2 separate regions of the Homo sapiens genome follow, and region 2 is linked to region 1. A link is a contact called in ENCODE Hi-C data. All regions are on one chromosome and are shown on one strand. Each heading gives the region's core, a stretch centred on a gene start or an enhancer-like site at or near the end of the contact. The rest is flanking DNA. Distances are from core to core; before and after follow the strand shown. Region 1 overlaps TNIK (TRAF2 and NCK interacting kinase). Region 2 holds the start of PIK3CA (phosphatidylinositol-4,5-bisphosphate 3-kinase catalytic subunit alpha).

Region 1 (2,700 bases), core at 43-2,542:
GCAAATCAAGGAAAGAGAAAGTTTCAGGAAGGAGGATGTGATGAGTTTCAAAAAGGAGGGTATGGTCAGAGCCAGTGCTACAGAAGACCAAGTGAAATAAAGACTAAAAAGAGCTCATTCAATCTGGCAATTATGAAGCCCCTGGGACCTTACACAGCAATGCAGGGACAGACATCAGTTTGTATAGAGTGAAGGAAAAAATGGGAGGTGACTATGTGGAGGCAAAGAGGGTAGAAAAAAGTTGCTTGGTCTGAAAAGAGATGAAACTAGTCCTGAGGTCTCGCTGAAGATGACTGCAGGCTGGGAGGAAAGGGGCAATTCTGGGCAAGGGAGGAGACAACAGAAACAGCAGGAGGAGTCCTCTCACACAGAGGGAAAAGCTTTACATTGAGTTAGGATGAAAGAAGGTAAGAATGTGGGAAGAAGATGAGTTTGAGAAGAAAGGCAGAGGGAGACCTGTGGGATATTTACCCAATAAGGGATACCTGTCCAATGGCTCCAGTTTTTCTAAAAGGCATAGAAGAAGGTCACCTGTGGAGAACAATGAAGGCAGGGGCAGCGGAAGGGAGGAGAGGAGAGTGGTGGAGATTGGGAGCAACTATTCCAGGGAAAACAGGAGAAGGAACTGAGCAGGTACATACACAGTTGATTATTAAGCAGTGCTGAGTTGAGCTGTGCAGCCCAAATGCAGAAAAATAAACAGCTAGACTGACCTTAGGGAAGGGGTCTGCAAGGTGGATATTATGGAAGAACAAAGGATAAAGGAGATAGTACATGTTGGCTAAAAATGATTAAACTAAGAAATCATGAGGCCCAAGGCTGGAGAGACAAGTTATTAAAGTTTCATGGGGACTGAGAGACTGACAAAAGACCCGAGGGCTTAGTCAACATCAAAGAACAGGTGTGTAGGGTGTGAGGGAGTACAGGCTGGAAGCATCAAAGGCTGTGGTCTAAGATTGGGATGCTGTACATTTAAGATTTTAAAAGCAAAACAGACCTGGGTCATAAAAAGTCCAGGTTGTGAATAATAAGAGTGGGGTGTCATTCCAGGTAATAGCAATATAACTATAGTATCAATATTATACCATTTTACAAGTGAGACAAGGACTAGATGACTTATTCAACATCACAGCTGGTTAATGGCAAGGCTAAAGTTTCAATCCAAGTCTTTGCTGCCAAGTCTTATTGACCTTGTCATACAAAATCATTTTACTTGGTACCTTTTTCTTTCAGCCTTTGAATAAGAAATAATAAAATGGTGATTTTGCTTTCAGACTAGGACGACGTTATAAATGAAAGAAAGCTATCAATCTGACTTAAAATGCAAGTGAAAGTAACGGTTTTATTTTCAGAACTCTGGTTATTACCCATAGTGTAGGAGCTTATGAAATTCTGTTAAAGTGTATCTTTGCATACTGTTTTCTTATTATAGAAACATTAAAAGTAACTAGCTATTGAACATGGCAACAAAAATAGTTAAGAACCACTTTATCTCATAAAACATAAATTTCAGCCTCCAGTGGCATGTCTGCTATTATTTCATAATTCTGGGTCCCACTCCCTATTAAGTCCAAGGCTGTGTCAGGATGATTTAGGAAGATAAAGCAATGTTACACCACATATTTTCAACCCAGGTACCTTTAGGCATACATCCAAATGTGAATATCAGATCTGTACAAATGTAAATGGAGTTGTCATTTTCTTTGATTAAGAATCACTCAGGCTCTCCATCACCATTACTAGACAAGACAGAGTGGCCTGCTGCCAACTTAAGGGGGCTGGAGGGATGGGGCAGTGGTGTGGAAATGGCAAATTAGGGGCCTCCTGCAGTGAGTTACTGCTCACCAGTCCTGGGCAGCCCTTAGGACATTATACATTAAGACACATATTCAAATGGAATGATGGTGGTACACATCAGCATAATTCACCTCAAATAATTCATTACAAAAAGACAAATGAACAAATGTCAAATTTGCTGCCTATGATATTAGCTATTACTGTCTTGTACGATATATATTAAGTGAGGAGCCTGCAGGAAAGCATATACAGTTATTCCATAGCTATTTATTTCATCCACTCTTGAGGCAAGTAGCGTCTTTCCCTGTCAGTTGGAACCAATCCAACCCACCCAACCCAACCTACCTAGACTCCCTAACTGTTCCTAGCTATCCTGGTTTCTTACTGAGCTAGTAACTAATAGTTTGCTTTTACTGTATATCAACTTGTCAGGCTAAGGTTTTACATGATTACTATTTAATCCCCACATTGCCCATGTGAAGTAGGTGCTACTACCACCCCCATTATACTAATGAAGAGAGCAAAGCACAGTCCCAAAGTCAGCCAGCTGGTAAGGCCAAGCTCTTAGCGATGCCTGCATGCTTCTGCCTTTGTTACTCCGCCTTTCAAATTTCACCCAACTTCTGCTCTATAGCTTGATGGCACATGTTCAGGAAGAATTCCCATTTACTTCAGTCCATACTGATTACTCCCTTCTCAGAAGTAGCTCATCCATACCTGGATGGAAGCTTTGCTTTCTGGTAATGCCAGCACCCTCTAATTTTCATGGGACAGGCCTTGGAGAGACTGACCCAGTCTTGTTTGCCTGGGAAAATGGTGTTGATGGATGGACAGCTTCTTTGTGGTAGTGAGATTTGGGTTAAATAGCTCCAGTACCTTAAAAATTCCAAGATGTAACCTAAG
Region 2 (2,872 bases), core at 134-2,633, 7.9 Mb after region 1:
CACAAACCCCTGGAATGTGAGATGAAAATCCGAGCTAAAGGGAGAAAAAGGACGAAAGAAAGAAAACACAGAAAAGAAAGAAATACAGTCAAGTGAAACTACGACCACAAAGAGGAACAGATCCATCTCATTTACCATTGGGGTATGGACGGACGTGCGGTGTTCGAGAAGACTGTTATTGGTCAGAGTTTTGCTCTAGAGGACAAGTAGGACTGTAACATCTCTAGGATGGGTCACTTCCCAAGCCCTCTATTACTTAAAAATTCAAGGAGGAACCGATGCTGGAGTACTTGTATCTCAGACTTCTAATCACTGCTCCTACGCTTTTCCAATATTACAACAAAAGACCAGTAGGGGGAGAAAAACGCACAGTACCGAACCCTTATCAGTAGTAATCTCAAAAGTCAACAGATTGATTTACTCTCAAGCAAACAGACTTCTAAGGTACGCAGCACCAAGACACTACCTTGAATCAAATCTATAGCCTATATGACATTTCTGAAGTCTCTGTTGGCATTACGCGAAAAATCCCCCACGTCTTCTGAATAGTTAGAATTGAATCCTACAAGCTGCTTCGAATCAGAATTCGATTTAAAAAAAAAAATGAGGGCATAGCAAAAGGTCTCCACGAAGTGAGTCAAAGGACTGCAGAGGGCTGTGACAGTGCATTCCGCCTTCGGGATGGTATACAACTTAAACCATGTCGGCAGAAGAACGCACAGCAACGCTTTGTAAAAAGCATTCTTTCTATTATAGAATCCATAACCACGCTGGTTAGCCACTGACAGCGGCGGTTAGCCACCGCACCTCCTCTCACCCCCGAACTAATCTCGTTTCCTCTATGGGTGTAAAAGTGAAATAACCCACTTGCTCCCAATATTCCTTTCTATATCTCTACCCCAGCTCGCCTGCTGCTCGTAGAAACAAATATACTACACGTACGCTGTCCTAGGATGACACAACACCCTCACTACTGCAGAAGACGGATCATTAAACAAACGTCAGAAGAGCAGCCCCAACTGTACATAAACTTCGGGCGGAAAAGCAAGACGCAGGCGCAGTAGCACATATTGTTACCCTATTTGCCCACTCCCTGCTCCTCCTCGCCTCAATTTCGCTTCCGCTTCTTTGCGCATCTGCTTCCGGGGGATTGTAGGCTCTGCCCCTCCTCAGCTCTTACCCTCTTCTGCCGGAGGAGGGGGGGGGCCGAGGGGGTGGGGAAGAGTTCGTTGTTTGTTTACACGATGTGAGCGGAAAAAGAGACCAATAAAGTTTATTCTGGAAACAAAAGGAAAAAAAAACAGGGGCGACGGAGAAAGGAGTCGGGGGCGGGGGCGTGTGGCGGGGGCTAGCGAGGAGAGGGAGCGAGAAGTAGAAAGCGGCAGTTCCGGTGCCGCCGCTGCGGCCGCTGAGGTGTCGGGCTGCTGCTGCCGCGGCCGCTGGGACTGGGGCTGGGGCCGCCGGCGAGGCAGGGCTCGGGCCCGGCCGGGCAGCTCCGGAGCGGCGGGGGAGAGGGGCCGGGAGGCGGGGGCCGTGCCGCCCGCTCTCCTCTCCCTCGGCGCCGCCGCCGCCGCCCGCGGGGCTGGGACCCGATGCGGTTAGAGCCGCGGAGCCTGGAAGAGCCCCGAGCGTGAGTAGAGCGCGGACTGGCCGGTAGCGGGTGCGGTGGGAATGGGGACCGGGTGGGTGCCGGAGACTCCCGGGCGCGCCCGCCGTGTTGGGCGGAGGCTACGGGCTGGTCGTCTCCCAGCGTCGGCCCGCGGCGGAGTTCGCCTGCGATCGCCGCACCCTCTCCCTCGCCTGCCTCTGGCCTCTCCTAGCTGCAGAGGCGAGGGCTCGCCGCTCCCTCTCCTTTCTCTCTGGCTGCCGCCTCGCTCTTCCTTTGCTTCTACTCCCAGTTTTGGGGACGGGGCGGCTGGAGGTTGAGGAAGTGCGCCCAGGGCCGCCGCCCCGGCCGCGGTGGCTCTGTCTCCCGCGCCCTGCACGCCCACCCAGCCCGCGGGTGGAGGGGCTGCCGCGAGGACTGCGGCTCAAGGGACGCGGGCGCGAAACCGCGAGCTTTTCTTGAGGGGCTGTCACGCCCGAGGACTCCGGCCCCGCCAGCCTGGCGGCCCTGCGTTTGCCTCTTACTGGGTTTAAATCGCCCGGCAGGGGTATGGAAGGAACACCGCTCCCCTCACCCCCGCCAGCTCCCCTCCCACCCTTCCTTTCGAGGTTGTTTTTTCCTTTTAGCTGAGACAAACGCTTAGATCTTTCATTCATAGACCTGAGACACTGACTCATGTGACTTGTCTCTTTACTAAGTGTATTATGTGATGCCTGTTCCATGGCTCTTAAGTGGCTCGGAAAGGTAGGGTAGGGCCCGGGATTGGGCTATGTAAACACCAGACGTTCAGCCGGCGTGTTTTTGACCTCGGCTCGAGGGGTTTATTTTAGGATGCTAAAGGAATAGTGATGGTGGCCAACCGTGTTACCAGACTTGGGAATCGAAAGCTATTTTTTTATGTCAATAATTGAGACTGTTTACATGGTTAAATAAAGGGTAGGGTAAAGGGAGCGCAACAAGAGGGTCTTTCTAGAAAACAGTCTGCATATTCTTTAATGAATTAGAGTTGTGATTTCATCTTGGTGAAGCTTCCTCATTCCAGCACTGCGCCTTTGTGCACATGCAGGACCTGGGTTTTCGGAACGATGTTTTGAATCATAGTTTGTGTGGCCGGGGAGAACCCCTTAGAATACTTGGGTAGGTAAATTCCAGGTTATCTCAGGGGATTATTTCTACTGCGACTTTTGAACCACTGAGGGCAATATTGGTCATATGTTATCCTGCTTAGAAATTGAATTTTTCTGAGTATTTGCTTACATTGCACCG

Evidence for each region. A loop is a pair of places that touch in the nucleus more often than their neighbours do. Pooled maps may share reads with other maps.
Region 2: a pooled map shows a loop between it and region 1 (26-fold over the local background). The contact joins the promoter of PIK3CA here to the enhancer-like site in region 1. A Hi-C loop is called at or near these places in 4 of 50 pooled maps.

Annotation. Positions count from the first base shown.
Region 1 is chr3:171,247,692-171,250,391 of GRCh38, forward strand. The region is part of intron 2 of TNIK (TRAF2 and NCK interacting kinase); the gene reads right to left. Among named protein-coding and RNA genes, the nearest start is that of MIR569, 140 kb to the left of the region's middle. Within about 2 kb of position 1,293, at least 2 of the 41 ENCODE cell types and tissues checked have a DNase peak (open chromatin) inside an H3K27ac peak, as active enhancers do.
Region 2 is chr3:179,146,974-179,149,845 of GRCh38, forward strand. It overlaps PIK3CA (phosphatidylinositol-4,5-bisphosphate 3-kinase catalytic subunit alpha), which reads left to right and starts at 1,384. Exons shown (of 21, transcript NM_006218.4): 1 at 1,384-1,630. PIK3CA-DT (PIK3CA divergent transcript) reads right to left here and starts at 1,000. Exons shown (of 3, transcript NR_125401.1): 1 at 943-1,000. RefSeq lists enhancers at 99-208, 819-938, 1,748-2,247, 2,809-2,858 and silencers at 1,429-1,898, 1,959-2,008.